Regions from separate parts of the Homo sapiens genome. Here region 1 is linked to region 2. A link is an interaction called in ENCODE POLR2A ChIA-PET data of the cell type or tissue named here. Cell type or tissue: GM12878. All regions are shown on one strand. Links, peaks and the distances in the headings refer to the core of each region. The heading gives the core; the rest is flanking DNA. Region 1 overlaps DHX8 (DEAH-box helicase 8). Region 2 holds the start of LINC02594 (long intergenic non-protein coding RNA 2594).

What was found. Peaks named below come from ENCODE experiments on the same cell type or tissue, not always from the same donor. Only the 100,000 strongest peaks of a DNase experiment are listed, where the experiment ranks them.
Region 1: POLR2A ChIA-PET joins it to region 2 with 6 read pairs; 6 of 35 experiments call an interaction of 5 or more read pairs at or near these places.

What each region holds. Positions count from the first base shown.
Region 1 is chr17:43,509,649-43,525,593 of GRCh38, reverse strand. It overlaps DHX8 (DEAH-box helicase 8), which reads right to left. Exons shown (of 23, transcript NM_004941.3): 17 at 12,092-12,232; 18 at 8,272-8,427; 19 at 5,327-5,464; 20 at 4,715-4,843; 21 at 4,029-4,225; 22 at 3,368-3,547; 23 at 1-1,966. The coding sequence ends at 1,747. Among named protein-coding and RNA genes, the nearest start is that of ETV4, 29 kb to the left of the region's middle. In GM12878, for the core only: no CTCF peak of the experiment used is centred there; DNase peaks (open chromatin) are centred at 6,443, 7,843 and 8,253; H3K4me3 peaks cover 530 bases; H3K27ac peaks cover 1,787 bases.
Region 2 is chr17:43,658,896-43,674,840 of GRCh38, reverse strand. It overlaps LINC02594 (long intergenic non-protein coding RNA 2594), which reads right to left and starts at 9,977. Exons shown (of 4, transcript NR_184089.1): 1 at 9,842-9,977; 2 at 5,201-5,252. MEOX1 (mesenchyme homeobox 1) reads left to right here and starts at 12,919. Exons shown (of 3, transcript NM_004527.4): 1 at 12,919-13,775. The coding sequence starts at 13,307. RefSeq lists enhancers at 4,231-4,752, 4,753-5,276, 5,851-6,350, 8,670-9,195, 13,625-14,166. In GM12878, for the core only: no CTCF peak of the experiment used is centred there; DNase peaks (open chromatin) are centred at 3,660 and 4,610; H3K27ac peaks cover 1,020 bases.

The DNA of each region.
Region 1 (15,945 bases), core at 5,429-10,428, 150 kb after region 2:
GGTTTCATTTGAGGTCCCTGTACTGTCTCTCCCCAGAAGGCCTTCAAGGTTAACACACAACAATGCCCTGCCCCTTGATTACTGGCCTGGGCTTACAAAGGCGAATACTCAGACAGAATCAGGAGGCACTCAGCTTAATGAAGGGGCAGGGATCTGCAGCCAGCAGATTGCCTGGCCTATATTCCTCTCCCTCGGACTCTTTCTGAATTGTCTTTAGGGTGTGGTTTGCTGCCCAGTGACAACATACATTCCTTTATATCCTGGAATGTTACATAGTCTCTCTTAGTGTCTGGCATACAGTTCTACAGTAGTTCTAGCATTTACATCACTTCAGAACTTACTAATAACATAAGGACAGGAGAAGCAGCAACGTAACAGGATGTGCCCAATCTCTCAGAAGCTTCTCTACAAGCACTACATCCAGACCAGCTTTCCGTAAGTTCCGAAACCTGGCCTGGCAAGACCTGCCTGATGTTCCGCCAGGTAAGGAGCCTCCTCAGTGCAGAGGACAGTGGCTCTCAACTGTAATCCCAGCGCTTTGGGAGGCAGAGGCAGGAGGATTGCTTGACGCCAGGGATTGGAGAGCAGCCTGGGCAGCACAGTGGGAACCCATCTCTATGGGAAGAAAAAAAAAAAACCCTCCTCAGGAGCTGTGAGGAGGGCACAAGGAGGTGGCTATTCTCCAAGCAAGTGCTAGGAAAAAACCACTAAGAACAAGCCCTGCAGCACAGATACTGGCAGCACAAACCAGCTGAGAGGAGAGGTGTTATGTTTGTTTTCTGTTTGGAGTGGGGAAAGGGAGGTTTTGACCATAAAATCCCTTTGTTAAAGTCCATCCAGGACCTCAGGGGAAAAAAATAAAAACAAAATAAAATAAAAGCTGTGTTGTTACTTAGTATGTTTCAAAAGGAAATGGGACATGCTGCACATTGCGAATGTGGGAGGTGGAGGGAGCAAGGGGAAACCTTCTGTATTTAATATGTGCCATCTGTAGCCACTCAGGCCTCCAGACTGAAGTGCTCTGTGGAGAGGACATGGTTGATCATCGGGTGATCCCCCAGCACGGCCCGGCTAGTGCTGATGCTGAAAGACAAGGCTGGAAGTCTGGGTTGTACGTCGTTTCCGAGCGCAAAGAGGCCCTGCGTTCTGGTTTCAGGGGATTCAGGGGATTCTCATCATGTGTGCCAGAGCACAGATACTAAATCTCCCTCACCCTGAGCCCAGGCCAATATCCTAACCTTTCGGCTAAAAGAAAACAGTCACAGAAAACCATTTTTGTTTCCTTAAGAAAATAAATATTTCCACGAGGTCAAGCCAAAGTACAGGGGCTGGAGACGGGGTGGGAAGTGGGGCAAACACTTTAGATGAGCACAGTAGCTCCTGCTAGCTGGGGCATCAGGGCACTCACCATGTCCCTGCACAAGATGCTCACCCACTCCACCTTCCCATCCTGGAGCTGCACAAATTGTCCCTTTCTTGAAGTTGATGCAATGTGTCTCTGTGTTAGATATGAGCTCCCAACTGGGCCCAAGGACTTGGGGTGATGGAGGCTGCAGGCTCTTGCCAAAGCCAGGTTTAAATCCCTGTTTCTATTTTACCAGCAGGGAAGAAATGAGAGTCGAGTTGAGAAAATGCTCAGTTAAGACAGTCAGTCACGGGACAGCTGTATCCTCAGGACCAGCCTGTCATCGATAAGTCCAAGCCCTGGCTACTGCTGCTGGAGAGGCAAAGGAACAATCTTGCCTTTCAGCGCCGTCGGAAAGCTCGAGATATTCTCCAGGCATTGGGTTCCTCATAGCGGTTGTACAAGGGTTCAAGACGCTGTTGCTTCTTCTGTTTGCTTAGCTTAGTTGGGTCTGAGACCTTGAAGAAGGCTGGGGCAAACTCCACAAGCCACCGAGGGTCGATGGTGGTAACTTCACGCATGTATTCCTTGGTGGTGAGCACCAGCTCATGGTACACCACCCTGAGGGGGGACAGAGATAGTACTCAAGCCTCTGGATATAGGCCCCACTCTACAGTCAACCTGGTCCCTAGTAGGCCTCAGCTGAGCTTACATTTTATACTATTACCTCTCCTGCCTGACACCTATAAGACTGCAGTCTGTTTATGACAGCCACACCCCAATACTGAAGCACCCGCACACCTCTAACCACAAGAAAGGTCTCAGGAGAATGTATTCTAGTCCTGGCTCTGGCTCTAACTAGTTAAGTGACATGGAGCCAATCACATCCCTTCTCTAATCTGTTTCTTGCTCTATAAAATGTGAGGATGTTTATTAGAATGTTTCCACAGAATTCTAGGGCTCTGAAGAGGGGCCTCACACTGCCACAAGGGATGGAGAAGGCCAAACATGCAAGGAGCCACATTTCTAACCCTTCTACTGTGATAACATGGTGGTTTTAAATCAGTTTTATATTAGGGTTCTAGATAGAGTCCAATTTTTTAAAAATGCTACTTTAAAACAAGTTTTTTTTTTTAAACTACATCACTAGGTAGTTGTTTTTTTCTTTCTTTTTTTTTTTTTTTTTGGGACGGAGTCTCACTCTGTCTCCCAGGCTGGAGTACAATGGCACAATCTCAGCTCACTGCAACCTCTGCCTCCCGGGTTCAAGCTATTCTCATGTCTCAGCCTCCCAAGTAGCTGGGATTACAGGTGCCTGCCACCACGCCTGGCTAACTTTGTATTTTTAGTAGAGACATGGTTTCACTATGTTGGTCAGGTTGGCCTGGAATTCCTGACCTCTGGTGATCCACCTGCCTCGGCCTCCCAAAGTGCTGGGATTACAGACGTGAGCCACCATGCCTAGCCCCTAGGTAGTTGGTTTTTTTTTTTTTTTTTTTTTGAGATGGAGTTTCGCTCTTGTTGCCCAGGCTGGAGTGCAATGGGTGATTTCGGCTCACTGCAACCTCCACCTCCTGGGTTCAAGCGATTGTCCTGTCTCAGCCTCCCAAGTAGCTGGGATTACAGGCATGCGCCACCATACCTGGCTAATTTTGTATTTTTAGTAGAGACAGGGTTTCTCCATGTTGGTCAGGCTGGTCTTGAACTCCCGACCTCGGCTGATCTGCCCACCTCAGCCTCCCAAAGTGCTGGGATTACAGGCATGAGCCACTGTGCCTGGCCACTACGTAGTTTTTTAAACCACAATTTTTTTTTTCAACTAGGTCTCACCCCTATGATTTTAATTCTCTCATAGGGTTTGATACATTGTGCCTAATTCAGGTTTCTGCTGCTCTAGAAAGGCAAGCAGTGTTATACTAGGACATACTGGGAGTAGTGAAGACACAATCACAAAATACCAGGAAATTTACAGGTTTTTCTCTGCCCAGAAAAGCCCCTAGACCCTGGGACATGTCCACCTACCATTCTGGCTGTCTGTTGAAGAGGGCACTGGAAGGATGGATATAGACCACCTGCTGGTCGATCAGTGTCCGGTAACCCTCCTGCGGGTCTTTCTTGGCAGCATTACGGAAGAACCCACTGCAGATGGCCTTCTGCACTCGGACTGTGGACTTGCCACAGGAAACAACATCCAGCTTGTGTCTATCAAGATAGGACAAAAGATATGAGCCCACTCAGCTTTCACAGGTCTATTTTCACAATGACAGTGCCCAACACATCCATCTTGGGGTGCCCAGAGTAGTCACCAGGACCTTCCTTCCAGCCCTAAGTGTACTACAGAGGCAGCTCTACACAGTGGGCAGACGGAGGCACTCAGAGACAGACACTTTGTTTAGACAGGTATTCAATTCCACAGTAATAATGTTCCAGAGGGTTGCAAACAAAGAGCATTTTTTTCAACAACTAACAGATAATCTTCCTCTTAGGTATCTGAGGTAATTCTCAGGCATACCCTTACTTGGGGAGAAGGAATATAACAAAGATGGAAAAGCTGGAGGAAAAGGGTTATGTGAGGAGCAAGAGAAAAGGTGCCTATAGCTTTATAGGTACACACAGAGATGAAAAGACATGATACTCAAGGTGGTTCAACTCAAACATGCAGAGTCATCAGATTCCAGCTTACCTGTCCATTATGCCTAACATCTGCTTGCGAATGTCCTGGGCCCGGCGCAGGGAACGAGCCTGGATAAAGTTCTCATAGCACCATGGGTTGGAGAACTTGTTGTTCTTCCAGGAGTTGTACACAGCTAGCAGGGTGAGGTGGTCCCCTTCAGTCTGGTGGAATTTGGCCTTCTTCTGATCTGCAAGGGCTTGTTTATCCTGCCAAGCAGTGGGACAGAGGAACATTTCCGACTCAACAGCTACTAACTGAACATGGAGCAATTCTAGGGAGCCCTACAAGACCCTATCAAAAGTGTCCACATCAGGCTAGGCATGATGGCTCAGGCCTGTAATCCCAGCATTTTGGGAAACTGAGGCAAGAGGATCACTTGAGGCCAGGAGTTTGAGACCAGCCTGGCCAACATGGTGCAACCCTGTCTCTACTAAAAATACAAAAATTAGCAGCACACGGTGGCGCACGCCTGTAATCCCAGCTGCTCTGGAGGCTGAGGCAGGAGAACTGCTTGAACCCGGGAGGTAGAGATTGCAAGATCATTCCACTGCACTCCAGCCTGGGCAACAGAGTGAGACTCCATCTCAAAAAAAAAAAAAAAAAAAAAAAAGTCCACATCAAGCATTGGAATGGCAACAGGCCAACTACCCCAACTTCATGGCACCCCCATCTAAACTTGGATCTGAACTTCCTACCTTGGGCCTATAGAAGACGTTCTGCACAGACAGCATGGATACAATGGTCAGCATTTCCTCACTGCAGCCCAGATGCACAGACATGATGAGCATTTTGCATAGCATTGGCTCCAGAGGGAACTCTGCCATCTAGAGGGACAAAAAAAGACTACAACTGCTTCCCTGTGGAAGACACATTTGGATTCACCAGAGCAAGACCTTGGTCAGAGTGGGTAACAACACAGATTTTCCCAAAGCATAATGATGCCTTGGGATGCCTTTCTCTATCAGAAGAATGCTGTTGTTTATTCTTTTCCCAAATAAACTCCAACGGGATGTATGTGACCAAGCATATAACTACTGTTGGGGTAGATGAGAATTTTGCAGATGCCGTTTCTAATTAAGGCTACATTCAGTAATACATCCTCAGGCAAAATTATGAACAGAACACCTTTTTGTATAAAGAAGAAACAGTTTAAAGTGACAGTGGAGAAATTCAGGTTAAAAACAAACATTTAGAATTTTACTCAAAGCTTATCCACGGCCTCAGCCTGATTTTGTACAGACCGAAGGATGTGAAAGGCTGACCAGGGAATCTTCCCAAAAGCACAGGAAGTTGAGTCTGTCCCTTACCCGGCGGCCCAAGCGAGTGAGCAGGCCCTCGTCATCCAGGGCCCCCAGTGTGTACAGCTGCTCCATGGCTGTGATCAAAGTTTCCATAGGTGGGGCATCCATGAAATCAAAGGACAGCAGATCATTGATACCCATGGCCTAGAACAGAAAGGAAGAAGGCATGTGATAAGAGGGTCAGTCTAGCCAGTGTCAGCATGTGGGGAAGCTACTTGTTACTTTATTTCCCATTTCTTCAATTGCAATTAGGAAGCCACCGGTGAGACTGGCGGTAACTTCCAGGGCTGGGCCACATAAAACTCAGACTATTATAATAGAAAGCACATACTTGAGACAGAGTCTCACTCTGTCACCCAGGCTGGAGTGCAGTGGCCCAATCTCAGCTCACTGCAACCTCCACCTCCTACGTTCAAGCGATTCTTCTGCCTCAGCATCCCAAGTAGCTGGGATTATAGGCACCCGCCATCATGCCCAGCTAATTTTTGTATTTTCAGTAGAGATGGCGTTTTACCATGTTGGCTGGGCTGGTCTTGAACTCCTGACCTCAAGTGATCCGCCTGCCTCGGCCTCCCAAAGGAAAGCACATAATTTCTCAGGAAACTTTTTGAAAATATTCTCTCAGTTGGGCATGGTGGCTCACACCTGTAATCTCAGCAGTTTGGGAGGCCAAGGAGGGAGAATCGCTTGAGTCCGGGAGTTGAGACCAGCCTAGGCAACATGATAAAACGTCTTCCAAGAAAAAAAAAAACAAAAAACCCTAACACTCTCTCAAAATGACAATATGTACAACTCAACAGCAAAAGGACAAACAACTCAATTTAAAAAATAGGCACAGAGCTTGAATAGACATTTCTTCAAAGAAGATATACAAATGGCCAACAAGCACATAAAAAGATGCACAGATGCACAACATCAGTAGTAATTAGGGAAATGCAAATCAAAACTACAATGAAATATCACTTCATACCCACTAGGATGGCTATAATTTTTTTAAAAAACAGAAACTAACAAATGTCAGTGAGGACGGGAGGTATCAGAAACCTCATGCATTGCTGGTGGGAATGTAAGATGTTGCAGCCACTGTAGAAAAGTTTGGTGGTTCCTTAATAGGCTAAATACAGAATTAGCACATGACCCAGCAATTACACTTCTAGGTATATATCCAAAAGAACTGAAAGCAGACTCAAACAGATACCTGCACACTAATGTTCACAGCAGCATTATTGATAATAGCCAAAAGGTAGAAACAATCCAAATGTCCATCTGCTGATGAATGGATAAACAAAATGTGGTATATACATACAACAGAATACTATTCACCCTTAGAAAGGAATGAAATAAATGGATAAACCTTGAAAATAACATGAATAAATCTTGAAAACATTATTCTAAGAGAAACAGGTCAGATACAAAAGAATATTGTATGATTCCACTTAAATGAGGCTATCTAGAATAGACAAATTCAGAGAGGTAAAAAGTAGAAGAGTAGTTACCAAGGGATAGAGGAAGGGGGAAAGGGGAGTTACTGTTTAATGGGTACAGAGTTTCTGTTTGGGACAATGAAAAAGTTCTGGAAATGGATGTTGGTGATGGTTGTACAACATCTTGAATGTATTTAATGCCACTGAATTGTATACTTTAAAAAGCTTACAATAGTAAATGTTGTTATGTATTTTACAATAATAATAATAATAATATAGTCTACCAACTTGTCCTGTCTCTTGCATACATCATTTCTACTATATATCTATGAGGGATCTCATACCATGTTAGGTGGGAGGGATATAAAGATGGCCAGGATATGGCCCCTGCTTTCAGAGAGTTCACACTGGGTAAAAACTATGTTCACAAAACCACCACAGTGCAATCTACATGCCTGGCATGTAGCATGTGTTCAATACATTAGCTAATTCGATGAATAAAAGAAACGACTGAATGATGCACGATTCAAGTGTATATAAAGTGTGATGTGGTAGGACCTAAGCTTTCTATTTCTTTCTCATAAAGTGATTGTGACCATAAACACAGCAGGTGTTCAATAAATGTTTATTGTGTGAATAATAACTATGATGAATTATGTTAGCAATCATCAAGCACTGTGCCAAGTGCCTTTACCTACATTATCTCACTTATCTTTCCAACAAATACTATTAACAGCCCCTTTTTCAGAGCAGAACACAGAGCAGAGGGCAAAGTAAATAAACTTGCCCAAAGTCGCAGTTTGGAGCTGAAGTCCAAGCCACAGATGCCTCTCTGTTGGCACTTCAGAGACTGGAGTAGGTTTCTTTTTTCTTTCCAAAGCTCTGTTTTAGCCTCTTTGACAGGGAATAAATAATAAATGACAACAGAGCACTCTGCACCAGAAAGTACCAGGGCTCCAGGGTAGCATCAGTGTCGGGGGAAACGCCATCAGCTGGGAAATTACTCATACAGCTCCTCCTGCCAAAAGAGAATGAAGTCCTCACTGGGGACTGAGAGAGGAAGAACAATGATTCAGAATGAAAACCAAGCCCCTGAGAGCCAGTCTGAAATCTGTACTGACAGTTCCCTTGCAAAGTTTTTGAACAGGGGGTTTTCTCTCGTTCTAAAAGAACAGAATTGGATCTGAGCGCTAAAGTGGTTGAGGTTAGGTGTGTGTGTCCACAGTTTGGCATTGATTATATTTTTCTAATTTCCTTTTAGAAAATGCTCCTAACTAGAACCTTTTACAACCTAATATCCTGCTGGTTGTTATGGTAAGAAAAAATGTGTGTTCACAGCAGACATGCCAACTTAGCCCCAGACCTGCCGTGAGAGGCTGTTATCACAGCCATTTGCATTTCACTCAAAGGGACTGCTTTCATGAGGTTACTAAAGTATTTAACAAGGTTCATAAAACTGAAATTCATTTATGAAGGCCAGGATTGGACTGTTCCACCAACCCATTTTAACAAGACAGTGATTTCTACCTTGAGTGACAGCACTGTGCTTGCTAAGTTGGTTCTCTGGATTTCCGGCACGTTGGTGGTCAGCATTTCATCTCGGTAGGCACGTTCTGTGTACAACCTGTAACACTTCCCTGGGCCTGTTCTCCCAGCTCTGCCAGCTCGTTGCTTTGCCTGAGCCTAGAGGGGTGGGCATATAAAAGCAACATATCTGTTAAACACTGCTTAACAGCTTTACCCAGGATATCTGTTAAAAGGGGGACAATTAACAACTGGCAAAATCAGAAATGGGGTTGATTTCACTTCCTTTGGGACCATTTCCAAGACTACCAATGCTCTTATCTTCCCCTCTCCATACTCAGCACTTCGGGGAAGTTTGTTCGAGGGAGGCAATACAAGCAGGGTTAATGGAAGAAATATTATACAGATCTGAGACATATATCTTCAAAATAGTGTGGCGCAATATAAAAGAGAAAGCATAAAACAAGATGACAGAACACCATCCCCACAGTTATGACCAAAAATGTAAGTGAAATAAACATATTACGTCAATCATCCCAATGATGACTCTGCAGTCATTTTAAAAATTATGTTTGCAGGCCAAGCGTCGTGGCTTATGCCTATAATCCCAGCACTTTGGGAGGCCAAGGTGGGCAGATTGCATGAGCCCAGGAGTTCGAGATCAGCCAGGGCAATATGTTGAAACTTCATCTCTACAAAAAATACAAAAATTAGCTTGGTGTGGTGGCTCACGCCTGTAGTCCCAGTATTCAGGAGGCTCAGATGGGACGATCACCTGAGCCTGGGGAGGTCGAGGCTGGCTGCAGTAAGCCGTAATCACACCACTGCACTACAGCCTGGGCAACAACAAAGACTGATCCTGACTCAAAATAAAATAAAAAATAAAAATAAAAATCATGTTTGCAATGTTAAATGACAGAAGAAAATGTTCATTCGCATTAAATGCAAAATGCAAGTTACGAAACAATGTAAAATAATTTTAGTAAAAGTCTTTATATATCAACTACTAGAAGGAAATGACTAGGCGAAAAAAACCCTAAAATGTTAACAGTGGCTAACTCTGATAGTAGGCTTGCAGATGAGGTCTATTTTCTTTAGATTTTACCAAATATTGAACATGTATTATTCTAATAGGAAAATTAAATACTCAAAAAAATATACAAAACTGCATACTTACTTGACTACTAAAATTGCAACCATGAAAGAAATAAACATGAAAAAAGACTGGAATGAAAAACAGCAAAATAATAACAGTGGAGGTAGTAGGATGGTGGGTAAATTTTTTTCTTCTGTTTTTCAAAAATAATAAAACACTACTTCAAAAACACTGATTTTTTTTTAATTAAAAAAAATGTAGTTTAGCCATAGGTTGCTAGGAAACAATGAATAGCAATCTGAAGAGGGCCATTTTCTGACAAAACCATCTGTTGTTACAAACAGTACCAGGATTTACAAATTACTATGCCAGCTCCAAACCAAAGGATAGGTTATGAAAGGACAACTAACCACACAAATCCAGGCAGCAATCACACACAGTGGCTGGACTCTACAGCATTCTACACATGTCTCTCTCCAAATCAGGACAGGCATGTGTAACTAATTTTTTGATCACCGCCACCCTGACAAGTAGTATAGAGCATACAAGCTGGAGCCAGGCTACCCAGGTTCAAATCTTGGCTCCACTAGCTCTGTGATGTTAGGCAAATCACCTAACCCCTCTGTGCCTCAGGTTCCTCATCTGTGAAAATAATATCTACCACATAGGATCAATGCGAGAATGCACCAAGTCAATGCATGTATCTAGGACGTTAAGTACACTGTAAGTGTTAGCTATTATTGGGCCAGGCGCGGTGGCTTATGCCTGTAATCCCAGCACTTTGGAAGGCTGAGGCGGGTGGATCATGTGGTCAGGAGATGGAGACCATCCTGGCTAAGACAGTGAAACCCCATCTCTACCAAAAATACAAAAATTAGGTGGTCATGGCGGCATGCGCCTGTAGTCCCAGCTACTTGGGAGGCTGAGGCAGAGGAATCACTTGAACCCAGGAGGCCGAGGTTGCAGTGAGCTGAGATTGCACCACTGCACTCCAAACTGGGCGACAGAGCAAGGCCCCATCTCAAAAAACAAAACAAAACAAAAAGTGTTAGCTATTATTATTACTTAAGTTTCAAAATAAAAATAGCCTTAAGGCTTTCACAAATTATGAAAGTAATACATACCCACTGTAAAAGATTAAGACAACATATAAAAGTATAAAAGAAAATGCACATCATCTAGTAGCACCACCCATAAATAATCTTGGCTAACATTTAGACTACATGCTTTCAATCTTGGGCACAGCTCACTCACACATACTCTGAAGAAATGCTCACCATCTATTTTTAAACAAAAATTGGATTATACCATTCATGCTGTTTTGTAGGCTCACTTTTTCAAAGAAAATATTATAGTTACATGTTTATGTCATTAAATATAGATACACACCACCATGTTAATGCCACCAACATTCTATGGCATGAATATACCATAATTTATTAAACTACTTCCCTTTTGGAATACATTTAGAATTTTTTCCAGGTTTCCTCTGATATAAACCAATCCTTCGATGAACATCCTTTTCTATTACCTTTGGACATGTATTTAATCATTTCTAACTTTCAGATAAATTTCTATAAGCAGAACAGTTAGGTTAAAGAGATGAACATTTAAGTTTTGGATATACTGTTGCCAAACTTCTCTCAAAAAAGTGATCGGGTAATTCATTTTTAAATGTCATTTAGGCAGGAAATTATTCCATAATTACCAAAAAACCAGAAAATCATATAATTTATTATTATCTCAGATATCTATCTCGTAGCTAAGCAAGGTACTAGAAAATAAAGTACTGATCTTTCCATCTAAAATAGGTAATATAGGGTACTAGGATTCAAACTTTTTTTATGTTCTAGTTTTATGGGGCATTTAAACAAATTATTATTTTAGAGACACAGTCTGCTCTGTTGCCCCAGCTAGAGTGCAGTGATGCTATCTTAGCTCACTGCAGCCTCAGACTCCTGGGCTCAAGTGATCCTCCCACCTCAGACTCTTAAGCAGCTGGGACTGGTGGCACATGCCCCCATACCAGGCTAATTTTTTTTAAATTTTTTATAGTGACAGAGTCTTGCTATGTTGCCCAGGCTAGTTTAGAACTCTTGGCCTCAAGCAATCCTCCCACTTCAGCATTCCAAAGTGCTGGGATTACAGGTGTGAGCCAAGGTGTCTGGCCTTACGGGGGCATTTTAATAGTGAAATACTATTCTAAAGATTAAAAAGGGCCGGGCGTGGTGGCTCACACCTGTAATCCCAGCACTTTGGGAGGCCAAGACGGGTGGATCATCTGAGGTTGCGAGTTCAAGACCAGCCTGACCAACATGATGAAACCCCGTCTCTACTAAAAATAGAAAATTAGCTAGGTGTGGTGGCACATGCCTGTAATCCCAGCTACTTGGGAGGCTAAGGCAGGAGAATCGCTTGAACCCAGGAGGCAGAGGTTGCAGTGAGCCGAGATTGCGCCACTGCACTCCAGCCTGGGCAACAAGAGTGAAACTTAGTCTCAAAAAAAAAAAAAAAAAAAAAGATTAAAAACTTCAAGGATCAATCAGACTTCAGGGATAAAAAAAGATTAAAAACAAATAACAAAAAATCCTTCCCTCATGTCATTATAGTACCCAGTATCATAAAAGTTCATCTTTGAAAACAAGTTTGAAATATATAACCATAAAAAAGTTTCAGAAAGGCCCTAATCAGGATTATCAGGAAAACTGTTGATACAAGCCGTCATACCTGAGAAATAGGCGTCACCACGAGCTGGTCAATCCCTGTCTTGGAATTGTAAACTTTCTGTTTCACGAATCCTGGGTCCACCACATAGTAGATACCATCAATAGTCAGCGATGTCTCTGCGATATTGGTGGCAATCACAACCTGCAGGCAAGAGGGGCAAAGCTGGAGTGAGGTGCCCAGGCTCAGCCCTGAGGTGTGAAAAGGTCTTCTGAACCCAGATATCTTCCCAAAGGAATATGTGGCTATCTCTCTCTCTAGACGGTTAAAATGACACTTAATCCCAGCTCAGCCTCCAACAGCAGAAGGGAGGTACCTTCTGCTTAATGGTTAAGTTGGAAAAGGGATGGTACCTGAGAGGTGAGTGGAATAGGAAAAAGCTACAGCCAATAAAAGCCAATTTCATTTGGTGCAAATAGCTACTGTGTATCTCATTTTCTAGATCCAATGTTGATTACTACAATTTTAATTTTCTAGCACCCTGGGAAAGCAGAGATTTCCTGGCATCACATGTGCCAATGCAAAATGAGATTTTTCTTTCCCCTACCGAGACATCTGGACTAAAAAATGAGCTGCTTGTATTTTGCGGAATATGTATGTGGAACAAGAGGGAGATTGCTTCTTTTTACTGATCATAAAATGAACCATGAGATGACACAGGAATTTCACAGTTTGCGTGTGTGTAGCAGTCTATGTGATCTGGAGGATTATTAGTCTCAGCTTGGCACTGTCACTGTTCTTCCACCCAAAGGTTCAGCTAATAAAACACAATTGCTTGGAAAAATCATCACTGGGGGCACCGGAATATCACGCATCATGCCAGCATCTTACTGGTCCTGAAAGGCTTCTACCTGCTACAGAACTACAGAAGCCCTGCTTAGAAAGAACTCTCATTATTAGGAATAGAATAGGGGAGAAATTCACCATCTTTCCACTCAAGCCTCCTCCCATGTTTCCCTCCTCAGTGCCATCTTCCATCCAGCTGCCCAAGCCAGAAACCTGACAGTCATGCCTGACTTCCCTCACCCTTCTTCCCTTTACCTGCTAGTACCCACCAAGTCTTGTCCATTTTAACTCTTTAACATTACTCAAGTCCATCTGCCTTTTTTTTTTTTTTTTGAGATAGAGTCTCACTCTGTTGCCCAAGCTGGAGTGCAGTGGTGCAATCTCGGCTTACTGCAACCTCCACCTCCCGGGTTCAAGCGATTCTCCTGCCTCAGCCTCCCGAGTAGCTGAGATTACAGGCACGTGTCACCATGCCTGGCTAATTTTTGTATTTTTAGTACAGACTGGGTTTCATTATGTTGGCCAGGCTGGTCTCGAACTCCTGACCTCATGATCCATCCGCTTCAGCCTCCCAAAGTGCTGGGATTACAGGTGTGAGCCACCACACCCGGCCAAGTCCATCTGCCTTCTACTCTTAGGTATATGTCCAAGAGAAATGAAAACATACGTCCACACAAAAACTTGGTTTTCTTTTTTGAGACAGGGTCTGGTTTGCTCTGTAGCCTTGGCTGGAGTATAGTGGTGTGATCATGGCTCATAGCAGCCTCACCCTCCCAGGCTCAAGTGATCCTCCCACCTCAATCTCTTGAGTAGCTGGGACTATGCATGTGCCACCACGCCTGGCTGATTTTTTTTTTTTTTTTTTTTTGTAGAGATAGGGGTCTCACCATGTTGCCCAGGCTGATCTTGAACTTCTGGGCTCAAGGGATCCTCCCACCTTGGTCTCCAAAAATGCTGGGATCTGCCAGGCGTGGTGGCTCATGCCTGTAATCCTAGCACTTTGGGAGGCTGAGGCGGATGGATCATCTGAGATCAGGAGTTCGAGACCAGCCAGGCCAACATGTCAAAACCCTGTCTCTACTAAAAATACAAAAATTAGCCAGGCATGGTGGCACATGCCTGTAATCCCAGCTACTCAGGAGGCTGAGGCAGAAGAATCACTTGAACCTGGGAGGCAGAGGTTGCAATGAACCAAGATCATGCCACTGCATTCCAGCCTGGATGACAGAGAAAGACTCTGTCTCAAAAAAAAAAAAAAAAAAATGCTGGGATCACAGGCATAAGCCACTGCGCCTGGCTCACACAAAAATGTGTAAACAAATGTTCACAGCAGCATTATTCAAGAAAGCCCAAAAGTGAAAATGACTCCTATGTCTATCTTTATCTTCCTTTTGAGATAGTTTTGCTCATTGCCCAGGCTGGAGTGCAATGGCACGATCTCGGCTCACTGAAACCTCTGCCTCTTGGGTTCAGGTGATTCTCCTGTCCCAGCCTCCCAGGTAGCTGGGATTACAGGCACCCGCCACCACGCCTGGCTAATTTTTGTATTTTTAGTAGAGACAGGGTTTCACCATATCAGCCAGGCTGGTCTTGAACTCCTGACCTCAGGTGATCCATCTGCCTCAGCCTCCCAAAGTGATGAAATTACAGGTGTGAGCCACTGCGCTCAGCTCCAATGTCCATCAACTGATAAATGGATAAACAAAATGTGTTGTGCCCATACAACACAACAGTATTCAGCAAGAAAAAGAAATGAAGTATTGATACATACTACAATGTTGATGAACTCTGAAAACATGCTAAGTCTGGAAAAATCACTGGAAATAAGCCAGCCACAAATATGTGATTTCATTTATATGAAATGTCTAGAATAGGCAAATCCACAGAGATGGAAGATATAGGTTAGTGGTTTCCAGAGGCTGAGCAGAGGAGTAAATGGGGGTAGATGACTGCTAAAGGGTACAGCATTTCTTTTTAGGGAGATAAAATTGTTCTAAATATAATTGTGGTGATGGCTGCACAATTCTGTGAATATGGTTAGCCCTCTGTATCTGCTGGTTCCCCATCTATGGATTCAACCAACAGCAGATTAAAAATATTTGAGGAAAAAAATTCAACAATAAAAAAATACAAATAAAAAATACAGTAAAACAACTGCTTATATAGCATTTACACTGTATGAGGTATTATAGGTAATCTAGAGATAAAGTATCACACAGGAAGATGTGCATAGTTTACATGCAAATACTATGGCATTTTACATAAGAGACTTGAGCATACTTGGATTTTGGTATCCTCGGGGGTCCTGGAACCAATCCCCACATACCATGGGTAAAAGCCTTTGAACTGTACACTTTAAAAGGGTAAATTCTGGCTGGGCACGGTGGCTCACACCTGGAATCCCGGCGCTTTGGGAGGCCGAGGGGGGCAGATCATCTGAGGTCAGGAGTTCGAGACCAGCCTGACCAGAATGGAGAAACCCTGTCTCTACTAAAAATACAAAATTAGCCGGGTGTGGTGGCACATGCCTGTAATCACAGCTACTCGGGAGGCTGAGGCAGGAGAATCACTTGAATCTGGGAGGCGGAGGTTGCGGTGAGCCAAGATCGCACCATTGCACTCCAGCCTCGGCAACAAGAGCGAAACTCCATCTCAAAACAAACAAACAAACAAACAAACAAACAAAAAACAGTAAATTCCAATCTGGGCAACATGGCGAAACTGTGTTTCTACAAAAAAAATACAAAAATTGGCTGGGCGCAGTGGCTCACGCCGGTAATCCCAGCACTTTGGGAGGCCGAGACCGGCAGATCACATGAGGTCAGGAGTTCGAGACCAGCCCGGCCAACGTGGGGAAACCCCATCTCTACTAAAAATACAAAAATAAGCCAGGCGTGGTAGTGGGTGCTTATAGTCCCAGCTACTCGGGAGGCTGAGGCGGGGGAATCGCTTGAACCTGGGAGGTGAAGGTTGCAGTGAGCCGAGATTGTGCCGTTGCACTCCAGCCTGGGCAACAAGAGTGAAACTCTGTCTCAAAAAAAAACACAAAAACAAAAACAAAAACCAAAATT
Region 2 (15,945 bases), core at 1,774-6,773:
AGATGTAAACAATACAAACGTCTACAGAAGTCAGGGACTGGGCGCGGTGCTTCACACCTGGAATCCCAGCATTTCAGAGGCCAAGGTTGGTGGATCGCTTGAGCCTAGGAGTTTGAGACCAGCTGGGCAACATGGTGAGACCCCGTCTCTACAAAAAGTACAAAAATTAGCCAGGTGTGATGGTGCACACCTGTGGTCCCTCATACTGGGAGGCTGAGGTTGGAGGATCACTTGAAGTTGAGGTCAAGGCTACAGTGAGCCGAGATTGCATCACTGTACTCCAGCCTGCGGGACAGAGCCAGACCCTGTCTCAAAAATAAATAAATAAATCTACAGAAGTGAATCTGCCTGGAAACGGAGAACCTAAAAGAATCATCAGGAGGTTTGGTTGGTGATGTAGCATTAAGGTGCCTGAGAGCCTCTTACACACACAGGCCAAGTGGGGATCTAAGCCAAAGCACCCCCTCCATGGTTTTAGGCCTATGCTGGTGAACAAGGCAGATGCAGCCCCGACAGCACCTGCCTTCCAGCTCTGCCACTGGACGGAGACATCACAGACTTGTAGCAGGGACAGCCATCCAGCCCACTGGGTGTTCACATATCTTCCACTTAAAACCTAGAAAATGGAAGCGCAGAGTAGACATAAGCCTGGTGCTGTTTTAAAAGGGAATGGTTTAGTAACCTGTAGGTAGCTCTCTTCCTATCCCCTGTGCCTGCATGCAGCTGTGGGACCACAGTGGCTTGACACCTCCATCAGTTCCCCCATTCTAGGGTCAGAAGTGGGTCCTATCAGAAGGTAGAGCTTTCTGGCCTGGGCACATTGCAGAAAGTGCTGCGGTTCTAATTCTCACCACCAGAAGGCGCTCCCAGACCCTCCGCTGGGTTCATACTACAATGTTTCCATCTAAATCCATGAATCAGTTTTTTCTCACTCCTCTGTATGTGAAAGCTACACCTAAAATGTTTCTACTTAAATCCATGAACTAGTTTCCCTTACACCTTCCTCTGTAGGTGAAAGTTCCTCCAGAGACTAGAGCAGGACTTTGAAGGCCCATGAACTGGGAAATTAACTGTTTAGGTGCCAAAAGTGGGAGTTGTGATGGGGGTTAAACTGACAGAGGAGGCGAATGCTATTGCTGTTTGAAAACGTAGGCCGGGCACTGTGGCTCACGCCTGTAATCCCAGCACTTCGGGAGGCCAAGGCGGGCGGATGACGATTTGAGGAGATGGAGACCATCCTGGCCAACATGGTGAAACCCTGGCTCTACTAAAAATACAAAAATTAGCTGGACGTGGTGGTGCATGCCTGTAATCCTAGCTACTCAGGAGGCTGAGACAGGAGAATCACTTGAACCGGGGAGTCAGAGGTTGCAGTGAGCCAGGATCGCGCCACTGCACTCCAGCCTGGTGACAGAGAGAGACTCCGTCTCAAAAAAAAAAGAAGAAAAAGAAAAGAAAATGTAACCACACATTCAGCTTTCAAAATACCCGAAGGCTCGGCCGGGTGCGGTGGCTCAAGCTTGTAATCCCAGCACTTTGGGAGGCCAAGGCGGAAGGATCATCTGAGGTCAGGAGTTCAAGGCCAGCCTGGCCAACATGGTGAAACCCTGTTTCCACTAAAAATACAAAAATTAGTAGGGTGTGGTGGCGGGCGCCTGTAGTCCCAACCACTTGGGAGGCTGAGGCAGGAGAATCACTTGAACCCGGGAGGTGGAGGTTGCAGTGAGCTGAGATCACGCCACTGCACTCTAGCCTAGGCAACAAGAGTGAAACTCCAGCTCAGAAGAAACCAAAAATAACCAAAGGCTGAGGACATCATTTCAATGTGTGTGTGTGTGTGTGTAACAAAGACCACAGTGTGTAGACATTGGGTTTCAGAGATCACCTCTGTGTCCAGCTGTCTGCGAGTCTGGACTGATGAGACTCTACCCTACCCCACTGGTGAATGTGGACCTGCATATGTGTATGGCAGCGGGAGTGGAAACATTGTCCTGATGTGTCTCCTAGCGTGTCTAGCTGTGTGTGTGTTGTTAGGAATGCTGGATGTGGATTGAGCTTTTGTGGCTGTGCTAGTGTGTGTGTGTGTGTGTGTGTGTGTGTGTGCGCGCGCACACGCGCCTGCCCCTGCTTTGGCATTTCTGCCCAGATCCAGGGGCTCTGCCATATGGGTGAGCAGGTACACACACGTGCTTAGTAGTATCTCTAAGGGTGTCAAGGACATACGTGTGTGCTGGTGCTCTGAGCCTGCCTGTATTCAATTTTGTGTGATGTGTGGCCCACATGCACCTGCTGTATATAGGGACTCTCAGGCTCCAGGGAGGAGACATACATGTGTATGTGTGTGTTTATGGGTGTGCACCCCTGGTGTCCTGCCTCTCCTGGGGCTCAGTCAAGGCCTTCTGCTCTCTGTTTCTGGGATGTTTTACTTCCCCATGACACAGAGCCCTTCTAGGCTGCTGCTCTCCTCTGTGAGCCTTGCACCTGCCTTTCTCCTTCGCCAAGCATGCCTTAGGGGAGATGGTTTATTTCTTCAATTAAAAGAAGAAAGACCCTGGGAGGCTGCACACTTAAAATTACCACATTTTAAAAAGCTCTGACAGTCATGAAACTATAAACCTCACAGCAGTGTCTCTGCTGCCCCCAGGCTACTCCCAGCCCTGAACTAAGGGGTTCACCTCCTCCAGGACTTGGATGGCCCCTCTCCTGAGGCTGGAAGATCACACCTTCTCTGATCAGAGAGACCCCAGTATTGTTTGCATGTGTAATCATGTGTTCATCTTTCCGTTCCTCCAGATCTTTTTCTTCCATAGTGTTATATTCAGGAAAGAGGTTAGGAAGCAGAAAACCCAGGTTCTAGCACCCTCTCCCTGGCTGGGTGACCTTGGACGAGGCTCCTAACCTCTCTGGGCCTCAGATTTTTCCATGGCAGAATGAAGCTGGTGCATATCATGATCTAAAGTTTCTTCCTGCTCTGACACTGACATCTGAGCCCCACAAAACCTTGACAGTGAGTATAGGAGTCTGCATTACCCCATTTTAATAAAGAAACAGAAGCTCATTAAGGTTAAGTGACCTCCCCCTTCCAGGGACACTGCATTTTCCACAACAGCACCCTGAAATTGACAAAGGCGGAGAGAGCAGCAAGAAACAGACAGGCACACGTTCACACTCCCTGCATGATCCTCTCTGAAAACACCCCGACAGCCAGGAGGGGATTGATGAGAATTTGCGTCACAGCCCTACACAGTAATTATTGGTGTTCATAATGATGCCCTAAGGCATTACATTCCCCTGAAATGCCTTCAGAATCATCAAAGAAAGATTAAGCCATGCCTACTATAATTGCTCTTTGAAATACCTTCTATTTTATTCTCCTGCTTGGAAAATTGATAACCTATGGATTTTCAATTAACTTTAAGTTACAAAGAATATTCAGTTTACCCAAGTATCTCATCCATTTATGGTTCCCTTTTAGGAGGAGTTGATTATCCATCTCAAGCTGTATTCCCCAAGGAGCCTGACGTTTTTACGAGATGACTGAGTTTGGGGGTGGAAAAACCCTTGATCTGTAATTGGAGGCCCTGGCTGCAGCCCTTTCTAGGACTGTGACTTTGGCAGGTCACCAGCCTCTCCAAACCTCAGTGTTCTCACCATTAAAAAAAATGGATTAATGCCAGTTCTGCTCCCTCGGTGTCATTGCCAGAATCAAGTAGATGATGGATGTGTTTGTAAATGTCATGTCTATGCAAATGAGAGATGCTCAGGAAGCACTTGAGAACTGCATGGTGAGACCTCTGGCATAGCCAAGCCAGCCAAACTGCTAGGCTGGGCAAAGAACACATAACAGGCATCCTGGCCTCATGGCATTCCCAATAACAACTGCTGCAGCCATGGCTAAGTCCCTAGGCCTCTCTGGGCCTCAGCTTCCTGATCTGTAAAATGGGGAGCAGAGAGAGTTGGACAAGATCAGAGATTGCAGATTGGTATTCCAAGAACCAGTCGTGCCATGTTCTGGGCTGCTTTTAATTGAATGGCAGTGTTTTGAATTCATTGCCAACATTTAAAAGTTGACAGGTTGCCTATAAAAAATCTGGAAATATGGCTTTTTTTTGACAAATGGAAAGATATGGTTGGTTACACTGGGCCCATGTTCATGCAAGGGAAAATTGGCCAGTGCCAAGTAGCTGTTGGCCCCCTCTTTCTCCCATCAAAGGCACCCAGGTGTCTCCCTCCCAGCTGGCTTGGGGAACCTGTGTTTACTTGCCTGGCTCCATGGGTTCTGACCCCTAAACTGACTGATCTCTAAAGCTTTAGACCTTGAACCATCATCACACCTCCCCCAGGTGTGCTGGCCTTCGTCGGGAGGGGAAGGGTGAGGTGGGCAGTGATCTGGGAACTTCCGCAGGGCCACCTTCTCCACCTGGCCTGGGATGGGGAGAGGCACATTCCTTCAGTAGCTCCCAGGCCAGTGGACAGAGGGCTCTGAAGAGACTCCCCCCACCCCAGCCCTCACAGCCAGAGCTAGTAACTCACAGCTGCGGTTACCCACACGCTGATTTCTGTTTTAAAAAATACTGCTGGGTAAACAGGGAGGGAAACCTGAGCTGTTCCCACACCACATAAATCCCCGGTTTGCTGTCCTATCTGGTTAGCTGGTTTCCCCAAATAATGGCACTGCTGCCTCGAAAGCAAGGGGCTGGAAAAGGGAGGCCCCGAGAAGTGGGCGGCTGGGAGTCTCCCAGGCTGGCTCCAGGCCCAGGCCTGGTGGCCTCCCTCCTTCTCTCTTTCAGCACTTCCTGCCCAGGGGCACTCACCTTTGTCCTCACTCCTTCCACCTGAGCCGCCCTTCCTCCACCCCTCTGCTTTGTCTCTCTCAAAAGACCTCCACAGAAGGCTTTCCTGGGGGACCCTGGGCCCTCCGGCAGCCAGAAAGCCCATAGCCAAAGGCAGACCTACCCCAACACCGCATTTCCCTCTGGAAGGCTCCCTTTAAAGTTTCCTTCCAGAGCCTTCTGTCAAAGTGCAACGTCCTGACTCAAAAGGTAAGGCCAGAGCCTTTTGCGTCCTGAAAATGAGTTTAGCCTTGGATTAGGATTGCCAGATTTAGGGGGAAAAGAAGACACTCAGTTAAATTTGAGTTTCAGATAAACAAACAACAATTTTTTAGTCTATGTCCCAATATTTTCTGGAACAGACTTACCTCAGCATTTTATCTGGCAGCCTACCTTAGCTCTTTTCCTTGAGAACAGGTTCTGATGGGGAAGAAGAAGAAGATAAAAGAGTTATTAGGGCCACCAAGGTGCCTATAGGCTGAATCTCCCAGCCTCCCCAGCAGTTCCTCACTGCCAAGTATATAGTTGCGGGCAATTGGTCTGTAGAGTAATTGTTGAACAGGACCCTCCTTAAAACAGGGCAGGGAGGGTTGGGCACAATGGCTCATGCCTGTAATCCCAGGACTTTGGGAGGCCAAGGCGGGTGGATGATTTGAGGTCAGGAGTTTGAGATCAGCCTGGCCAACATGACAAAACCCTGTCTCTACTAAAAATACAAAAATTAGCCAGGCGTGTAGTCCCAGCTACTTGGGAGGCTGAGGCAGGAGAATCAATTGAACCTGGGAGGTGGAGATTGCAGTGAGCTGAGATCACACCACTGCACTCCAGCCTGAGGGACTGAGTGAGAGTCTGTCTTAAAAAAAAAAAAAAAAAATGTAGAGAGGCTGGGCACTGTGTCTCACTCCTGTAAATCCCAGCACTTTGGGAAGCCAAGGTGGGAGAATCACTCAAGGAAGGAGTTTAAGACCAGCCTGGGCAACATAGCAAGACCCTATGTCTATTTTTTTTTTTTTTTTGAGACGGAGTCTCGCTCTGTCGCCCAGGCTGGAGTGTGGTGGCACGATCTCGGCTCGCTGCAAGCTCCGCCTCCCGGGTTCAAGTGATTCTCCTGCCTCAGCCTCCTGAGTGGTTGGGACTACAGCCATGCGCCACCACGCCCAGCTGATTTTTATATTTTTAGTAGAGATGGATTTTCACCACGCTGACCAGGCTGGTCTCGAACCCCTGACCTCGTGATCCGCCCACCTCGGACTCCCAAAGTGCTAGGATTACGGGCGTGAGCCACCGCGCCAGGCCCCCATGTCTATTTTTTTTTTTTTTTTTTTTTTGAGATGGAGTCTCGCTCTGTCGCCTAGGCTTGGAGTGCAGTGGCGCAATCTCGCCTTGCTGCAAGCTACGCCTCCCGGGCTCACGCTATTCTCCTGCCTCAGCCTCCAGAGTAGCTGAGACTACAGGCGCCTGCCACCACCATGCCTGGAGAATTTTTTGTATTTTTAGTGGAGACGGGGTTTCACCGTGTTAGCCAGGATGGTCTCGATCTCCTGACCTCGTGATCCACCCGCCTCGGCCTCCCAAAGTGCTGGGGTTACAGGCACGAGCCACCGCACCCGGCCCCCCATATCTATTTTTTAAACGGGTTGTGGGGAGGGGGGCAGTGGGCAGAGAGATGGGGAGAGTCCATTTGTCCTTCCTCCTTCGTGCTGTGTGGAATGCTGACATGCCAGCTGAACAAGGTGCCGCAGGGGGGCAAAGTAGAGAGACAGTGCCTGGGGGAGAGGCCATCTCAGCTTGGACTGTCACCTCCGGCCTTTTTTATGGGGGAGAATAATAAACTCTGTGTGTTTCCCCTTTTGTCATTTGTTTTCATTCTATACAGCTGACTCCAATACAGAACCCCTGGAAGGTGTTCATTTGCTGGGTGCTTACTGAGTGTCTGTACAGTGAGCCACCACTTTACAGTTGAGGAAACTGACTCATATGACTTCCAAGAGCCAGGTTTCTATGCAGGCCATTCTGTGTGTTACATTTTTCAGTCATCTGCCTACAATTTTGGTAGCAGACAAGTAGAGCACCAAAGGTTTAAATGTATATATATGTGTGTATATATATATATGTGTGTGTGTATATATATATGTATACACACACACACACACACACACAGAGAAAACCCATCTGCAGAACTTACCTCCCTTAGCTTAGTGTTTTCTGAGATTTAGAGAAAGACCTCGTTATTGGGCCCCTGGGGTGGAATGCAAGGACTATGTTCTATAGTTTACTCAACTCTGACCCTTGGATCATATTATTTGAGCATTACAAAGCCCTGTCAGGGCCAGGCGCGGTGGCTCATGCCTGTAATTCCAGCACTTTTGGAGGCTGAGGCGGGCAGATCACCTGAGGTCAGGAGTTCAAGACCACCCTAGCCAATATAGTGAAACCTCGTCTCTATTAAAAGTACAAAAAATTGGCTGGGTGTGGTGGCGCGTGCCTATAGTCCCAGCTACTTGGGAGGCTGAGGCAAGAGAATCACTTAAACTTGGGAGGCAGAGGTTGCAGTGAGCCGAGATTGCACCACTGCACTCCAGCCTGGTGACAGAGCGAGACTCCATCTCAAAAATAAATAAATAAATAAAAATAAAAATAAAAAATATTAGCCGGGCATGGTAGCATGCACCTGTAATCCCAGCTACTCAGGTGGCTGAGGCAGGAGAATCGCTTGAACCCAGTAGGTGGAGGTTGCAGTGAGCCAAGATCACACCATTGCACTCCAGCCTGGGCAACAAGAGTGAAACTCATCTCAAAAAAAAAGAAAACAAAACAAAACAAAAAACCCTGTGAGGCAGGCTGGCAGGCAGTAGTAACTCTGCTGCCTCAAAGTGTTCTGAGAAGCAAAGGACACATGTGTACATTCCAAATACATCCCAGGCCCAGTAGTAAACACGCTAGCCCACAGCCACGTATACCATATCCAAAATCTGCCTGTCTTCTGTCCATCCCTTAAGGTCTTACTAGAGACCAAGCATCTCATCTGATTCACACATTCTACTATGTAAGCGCAGGCTAATGGCTTCATCTTGTGCCCTGTTCAGTGGCATATAAATATTTCACAGGGCTCTCTGGAGTTGTCTGTAAGGCAAAAATCTCAGGTATCATCATCTTCATCATCCAGATGTTACCCCTGCATGCCAGGCTATGACAAGAGCTTTCATAGACCACCTCACTCACGTCTCTCAGCATCCTCATGCGGACGGAAGAAGTTTATCCCCATTTTACAGATGAGGAAACTGAGGCTCAAGTGATAAGGCAAGTCGCTCAAAGCCATTTAGCTTATTAATAACAGAGCTGAGGTCAGGCACAGTGGCTCATGCCCGTAATCCCAGCACTTTGGGAGGCCAGGGCGGGCAGATCACCTGAGGTGGGGAGTTGGAAACCAGTCTGGCCAACATGGCAAGACCCCATCTCTACTAAAAATACAAAAATTAGCTAGGTATGGTGCCAGACACCTGTAATCCCAGCTACTCGGGAGGCTGAGGCAGGAGAATCGCTTGAACCTGGGAGGCAGAGGTTGCGGTGAGCCGAGATCCCACCACTGCACTCCAGCCTGGGCAACAGAGCAAGACTCCGTCTCAAAACAAAAAACAAAAAAACAGAGCTGAGGTTTGAACCCACAGGCCCCCAATTCCCAAGGCCATGATTTGGACCCTTGTGTTATGTTGCCATAGAAGGTATCTGGGGGCTGGGATGAGCCGTCTTCACCTACATTGTGCTGTGTCCTGCCCAGTGGTTCAGCATAGTTAAGGACAAGCTATTCCTCACATGCATCACCCTTTATAGTCAGCCAGCTCTGTTCTCAGATGCAGTTCATTTATCCTCCTAACCGCCAGGTGAGGCCGGAACTGTCAACTCCATTTTGCCAGTGAGAAAAATGAAGCTCAGAGAAGGGTGTGATTTGCCTGAGACCACACAGCCGGTAACAGGCAAGGTCACACCTTGAACCCGTGTCTTCTGCCTCCAGGTCCAGGGCCTTGCCCTGACACCCTGCCTCTCCAAGCACAAGGGGGTGGGGTGGCCACAAACAGAAGCAGCCCTGTCCTGCCAAGTACACGCCTGCCTGCCACGCACAATGGGAGACATTCCGCAAGTTCCACGTGATGGCTCAGGTGTGGCCAGGCTGAAAGCCCTCCTGGGCCCCCCCACGCCCCTGGGGGACCTCCTCGTGACTCACACTTTTCCTCTTCCTCCCCTTATTCTCCCCAACAATCAGAAACCGGGGTCCCCTCCCTTCCTGAAAACAGAGCTCTCCTCATGAGGCCACAGGGCTTTTTCGACACACAGCTCCTTCCATCCATCTCTGTCTCTGGCCCTGTGGGGCCTTGACAGGGAAACGCTGACTTTGAGGAGGTTAAAGGTGCTGGTGCCCGGCCTTCATCTAACAAATGGGTTGCCGTGAGGGGAGGAACTGTTGTTGTTTTTTCCTGGCCTCAGAAGAGGGGCCTGTCAGGAAGATGTAGGGGCCAGCAGCCCCCGGCCGCGCCCCGCAAGGTGGCTGACAGACGCCAGCAGCTGCCGGGGGCTCCGGGGTGCCAGAGGCCTGTGTTCTCAGGGCAAAGCACCCCACCGCGCCCCCTCCCCATGGCCCTCCTGACCTCCCCACCCACCCCACCATGACCCAGGGCCCACCCCGTCCAGGGGCAAAGGGCCAGGCGCTGGGCCTCCCTGCCATGAGGTCCCTGGGCCAGATGCAGAGGTGGAGCAGGAATCCGGTTACAGCCTGCGGCCAGCCCAGGGGAAGGTTTTCCTAGGGAAGCTGACAAGCCAGATCTTCCTCCCAGCCTCCCACGGATTCCTTCCAGAACCCCCACAGCACAGCGTGCCCCCCACAAAGGACCTCACAAGGCTGTTTCTGTAGAATTTCCTCAGAACTCCCCATTCCCAGGTTCACCCTTTGGGATCATCGAGGTTAACCAGAAATAGATGTGCTAGGAAGGGAGCCACATTTGTCCATTACTTACTCTGCCTTTTGCATAAAGGATTTCTTTCTTTATTTCTTTTTCTTTTTCTTTTTTTTTTTTTTTGAGACAGTGTCTCACTCTGTCGCCCAGGCCGGAGTGCAGTTGTACAATCTTGGCTTACCGCAACCTCTCTGCTTCCCAGGCTCAAGCGATTCTCCTGCCCTCAGCCTCCCGAGTAGCTGGGATTACAGGCATGTGCCACCACACCCAGCTAATTTTTGTATTTCTTTTTTTTTTTTTTTTTGAGATGGAGTCTCGCTCTGTCACCCAGGCTGGAGTGCAGTGACGTGATCTCGGTGCACTGCAAGCTCTGCTTCCCGGGTTCACACCATTCTCCTGCTTCAGCCTCCCAAGTAGCTGGGACTACAGGCGCCCGCCACCACGCCCGCCTTTTTTTTTTTTTTTTTGTATTTCTAGTAGAGACGGGGTTTCACTGTGTTAGCCAGGATGGTCTCGATCTCCTGACCGCATGATCCACCCGCCTCGGCCTCCCAAAGTGGTGGGATTACAGGCGTGAGCCACCGCGCCCGGCCTAATTTTTGTATTTCTATTAGAGACGGGGTTTTACCATGTTGGCCGGGCTGGTCTTGAACTCCTGGCCTCAAATGATCTGCCTGCCTCAGCCTTCCAAAGTGCTGGGATTATAGGTCTGAGCCACCGTGCCTGGCCTACATAAAGGATTTCATTGAAGATTTGCAAATGTCTGTGGGCTGGGCTGCCTCAATTTGAATCCTGGGTCCGCCGCTTCCCTGCTGTGTGGCCTTGTGCAGGTTACACAGTCTATCTGTGCATCAGAGTCTTCTGCTGAAAAACGGAGCTGATAAAAAAAAAAGAGAGAGAGAGAAACGGAGCTGATGAGAATGACTGTTGCCTCAGAAGGCTTTTGTGGGAATCCGTGGGGGTAAAAATGTGTAAGGTGCAAAGTGCCTTACACAGATCCCACTCTGACTGTCATCTCAGATGAGGAAACAGAAGTTCAGAGAGATGGCCAGGCATGGTGGCTCATGCCTGTAATCCCAGCACTTTGGGAGGCCGAGGCGGGCGGATCACGAGGTCAGGAGATTGAGACCATCCTGGCTAACACGGTGAAACCCCGTCTCTACTAAAAAATACAAAAAATTAGCCGGGCGTGGTGGCGGGTGCTTGTAGTCCCAGCTACTCGGGAGGCTGAGGCAAGAGAATGGCGTGAGCCCGGGAGGCGGAGCTTGCAGTGAGCTGAGATCATGCCACTGCACTCCAGCCTGGGCGACAGAACGAGACTCCATCTCAAAAAGAAAAAAAAAAAAAAGAAGTTCAGAGAGATAAGGTGACTTGTTCCAGGGCACACAGCCAGGAAGTGGCAGACCTGGGGCTTGAACTCAGACCCGTCTAACCTCAAACCCCATGCCTCCTCCTCTGCATCTGGCCTGCTCCAAACTGAACAGCAGGACACCTGAGGCCAAGTGCTGATTCCACCATTTCTTAGCTGTGTGAGTCTGGGCAGCCCAGTCATCCATCTGAGCCTCGGTTTTGTCATCTGCAAAATGGAGACATAATTCTTACTTACCCATCCTAGGAAAGTTGTGAGGCTCAGAGAATTGTGTGTGCCACAGCTAAGCCCTGGGCAAAGCAGAAAGATGAGTCTGGTTGACAGCTATGACCCCATCCACTCTACTGGTCTACAACACTCTGACCGCTTGTTCCAGAAGAGGGCACATCTTTTCATATGTACACCCCTCCCCATCTTTTACAGCTGCTCCTGCTCCCAGGATGTGTATCTGACTGGAGTTTCTGGATTAAAGGCCAGTCGTGGCTTCATTCCACATCCCTGGGTGCCCTTCGGCTCCTCCTAGGAGCATCTCCTGCACCCACCCCCCAGGGCCCCACCTCCAGGCTGCAGAGCTAAGACCTAGGGGCCCCTCCTCAGGGAACCCTCGCCGTCTTTGGAAGCAGCCAGCAGAGACGCTGCTGTTAAGGTCCATGCCTGTTTCTGCCCCCATCCTGCTGCTCTGGGCCATGGGAATAACCAGTGGGGAAGGAGTTCTGGCCCCTGGGTGTTAGGAATGTCGTCCTCCAAGAAATTGCATTAACCCTCTGAGAGACCAGCAGGGCGCAGCCATGAGGAAGACTGGGCATCAAGATGGCACTTGGGCTGGCTGCCCTGTGATGTGCACCAGCCCGGAGACCCACGTGCCTGCTTGCCAAAGAGGCTCCTTTGGGGAATGAGGAGCCCCTGATTCCTATTTCCCTACCCCAAATTCCTCGGAAGCCTCCGCCTCTGGGGGATGAGAAAGGGAAGCAGGTGGGTGGAGGTGAAGGGGGCAGGGAGCAGGTGGGAGGAGACCCGAAGAAACTTCAAGGACCTTATTTAAGAGCCTTGCCATTGCTGTGAAGAAAAATGACTTGAAACCTCTCTAGAGAAGAGTGTGGCTAATTGGCATGTATGTTGGAGGTTAAAGAGCGGAAGGAAGAATCTGATTGTTTTTTTAAGTTACTGAGAAAGTGAGAATGTCACTCTGGGCAGAGAGAAATTCTTTTTTTCTAGAGTGTGCCTTTCTTTGTACTGCAGACCACAGTGGGCCGCTGAGACTTGCAAAAAAGATTTCTTTTAATCCACCTTCCTTTTTCGCAGGCAGCAGTAGAAGGGCCTTTAAATCAAATGCAATCACCAAGCTTGTCTCTTGCTCTTATTCCTCACTTCACTCCCTGGAATTTGGCATTTGATGGATTCTGGATCTGACTTAAGGCTTTTTCTAAATCCAAGACTTGGGGAATTTTGTTAACAGTGCAATAAAAATAACTTCATAGTGTTACAGGAGGCACATTAAAGACGGTGTGTGTGTATGTGTGTGTGTGCTGCTCTCTTTCCTTAAAAAAAAAATACAGACAATGTTTCTTTAAAAGTCTCCATCTGCAAATCCCATTAGATGTGCATATAAGGTTTCTGATGATTAATAGTTGCCTGCTAGGGTTTTGGTTGGAGGGGATCTTGTGTGTGTGGGTTAACCCCTCCCTCTCCTCTCTCACATTTCACTTCAGAAATTTGTCACTCTCTCCCCACCGCAGGATTTAAAAGTGTGTCCCAGCAGCCCTGGTCCAGCCCTCTGCAGGCATTTGCTCTGGGCTCCAGGACGAACTCCTCGTCAGCTGGTGCGTCTGGGTTGGGACAGTGAAAATGTTTAGTGTCATTGGCGACAAATACACATACAGGGGATCCCAGTAGGTAGGCTGGTGCATTGGAGGGGCAGGAGCAAGCCCGACATAGGTGTGTGCACACACATAGGAGTAGCTGGCCACATGTGTGTGTACTTTAAGGAGAGACTTTAGTTTTGGGTTTTTTTTTTTTTTTGGTTCCTGGGGTAAATTTTCTGTTGAACATTTTTCCCTCCTATTTAGTTTTTTTTCTTTTGCATTTTTAAAAATTTGAACATAAAAAGTATAAAGAATCAAATCTTTGAAAGGACCGAGGCGTGCAGCGGACAGCAGATGGATCCCGCGGCCAGCAGCTGCATGAGGAGCCTCCAGCCCCCAGCCCCTGTCTGGGGCTGCCTTCGAAACCCCCACTCGGAAGGCAATGGGGCCTCAGGGCTACCCCACTACCCGCCCACCCCGTTCTCCTTCCACCAGAAACCAGACTTCCTGGCGACAGCGACGGCAGCGTACCCTGACTTCTCAGCCTCCTGCCTGGCAGCCACCCCACACAGCCTGCCCCAGGAGGAGCACATCTTCACTGAGCAGCACCCCGCTTTCCCACAGTCCCCCAACTGGCACTTCCCTGTCTCAGACGCCCGGCGCAGGCCCAACTCAGGCCCGGCAGGGGGTTCCAAGGAAATGGGGACCAGCAGCCTGGGCCTGGTGGACACCACAGGAGGCCCAGGCGATGACTACGGGGTGCTTGGGAGCACTGCCAATGAGACAGAGAAGAAATCATCCAGGCGGAGAAAGGAGAGTTCAGGTAGGTGGCTCAGGAGCAGCTGATCATTCCTTTACTGTGTGACCCTGGGGAAGTTACTCACCCTCTCTGTGCCTAGGTGCTCTGAGCATGAATTTCTGTCTAGTCCATCCAAATGCAGGAGACTGGACCAGTTACCTTTGGGGTTTCTTCCACTGAGAGTTCTAGGATTCTCTGGTGATGGGGACCATGTCTGTGTCCCAGCACTCCTGGGCCCCAGAAAGGGTGTCCAGCAAGAGAATGAAACAGGATCAGCCAGGATTTGGAGGACACGTGAAATGGATCCTCTGGGTGCAGACTGGCGAGGGCTGGTGAGGGGCTTTCCTGAATCAGGCTGCCATTGAGTCATCCTCCTCCCCACCATGCTTTGGCCAGCCCCAAGTGGTCCTAGAGCCACAGGGCTCGCTTACCAGGGAAGTTCAGCTGAGGTTAAGGCTCTGAGAGCTAAGACTGAAGCTGGGACCCTGGGTGGCCACCCAAAGCCAAGACCCTATGTGTCCAGGAGCCTAGAGGCAGAGAAGCAGGCCTGCGGCTGGGATGGGAGAATCAAGGGGTGAGGGGGAGATGGAGGGCTGAGGTTTGGGGCAGACTGCCCACCAGATATCACCCTGCGGAGCTGGGCCATGTCCAGGCCAAGGGGACAGACAACTCAGCATGCTGAGATCTGGCTGACCCCCCAGGAAGGCAGCCCCGCAAGGAGCTGCAAGGGATGGGCAGCCTCTGAGAGAGTCAGGGAGGCAGGCAGCCAAGGGAGTCCGTGCTGGAGTCCCAGAGGCTGGAGGATGAGATTGGCCTATTTGTTAAGATTCCAGCTAAAGCCCTTCTCTTCCCCAGGGTGGGGACCTGCTGCTTCCTCACCTCCCCACCAGGCCCTCCCTGGTTGCTCACTATACCTGTCCACCTTTTGTCTGGTTCCTTGTCCCGGCCTCGTTCAGAACAAAGCAGTGACCAAGCCTCCTGCCCGTGCTGCCCTGTTTTCCTCCTGACAGCCGCCCTCAGGGGCACGCCTGTCTGTCGGAGCCTGTAGAGGACCTTCCCATGGGGCTAACCAGGGCAGGACAGAAAAGAAGGACACCAACCAACAGGTGGGAATGCTTTGTGCTTTGCTTTATAAGCACAGCTTTCCCGAGTTTCTGCTCTTAGCCAAGCCCAGGAATGCTCTGAGATGAATAAAGGGGTCTCACCCAAGAAAGCTCAAACTGAGAGGAAGAAGAGGCCTGCAGAGGTGTGTCAGCAGTGGGATGTGCCCTGATGGGGAGGCTTAAGGTGCCATGGGATACTGACGTCAGCTCTTTTGAGTCCCACGGGTTTGGGAGATGGGGACAGCAGGTTTTATTAGTACCTTGATTCTCTCAATCTGCAAAATGAAAGACTGAAAGTTGGTGAGAACACAGAAAGAATGGGGTCAAACTAGAGTGAGCAGCTCATCTCCATTTGCCCAGGACTTTTCCAGTTTTAGCACTGAAAATCCTGTCGTAGGAAACCCCACAGTCCCAGGCAAACAGAAGAATTGGTCACCCTAGAAGTGAGCTCAAACCCCAGGCTTCAGGCCCCCGGTATCACCCCCTTCAGTAGATTTCAAATGCAGTCCTCATTTTGAAATGATGTTTGGTCTGTCTGCTTGAAGAAGCCCCTTCTTCAATGGGAGATAGGAACTCTAGCAGCCCTCATGGCTGCTAAATAGAAGGGCCCTTTAAACCGCCAGCCAGTTAGATCCCCATCCCGAAAATTAACTCATCCTGCCCCTGGTAGGAAATGTGCTAAGGATGAGAAGCAACTCTCAGCGACTTGGCTCTGAACCTGGTTGAAGAGCTTTCCCCTTGGTGGCGGCACGCAGCACTGTGGCTCCTTCCTCTCTGCCACTTTCCAGAGAACTGACAGCCAAGGGCATTGGGAAGGGATAGCAAAGCCAAGAGCCTGCTGGGCTCAGGCAGAATCTTCCAGCATTCCGAGTCTCAGCAAAACCCAAATGCACCAGCTCTCTTTTTGGCGAGTGGCCGATGGCCCTGCAATGCAGAGAGACCATTCACACTAAGCAGCTGGCCACCCAGGAGTACAGGGACACCCTCGGCTGAACGGCCTGCATGCTTCAGGGTCAGACTTTGGTGGAGGGAGGTTCCCATCCGCAGGGGCCCTGGGCTTCCCTAAGGGTCCCCTCAGGAGCACCAGCAGC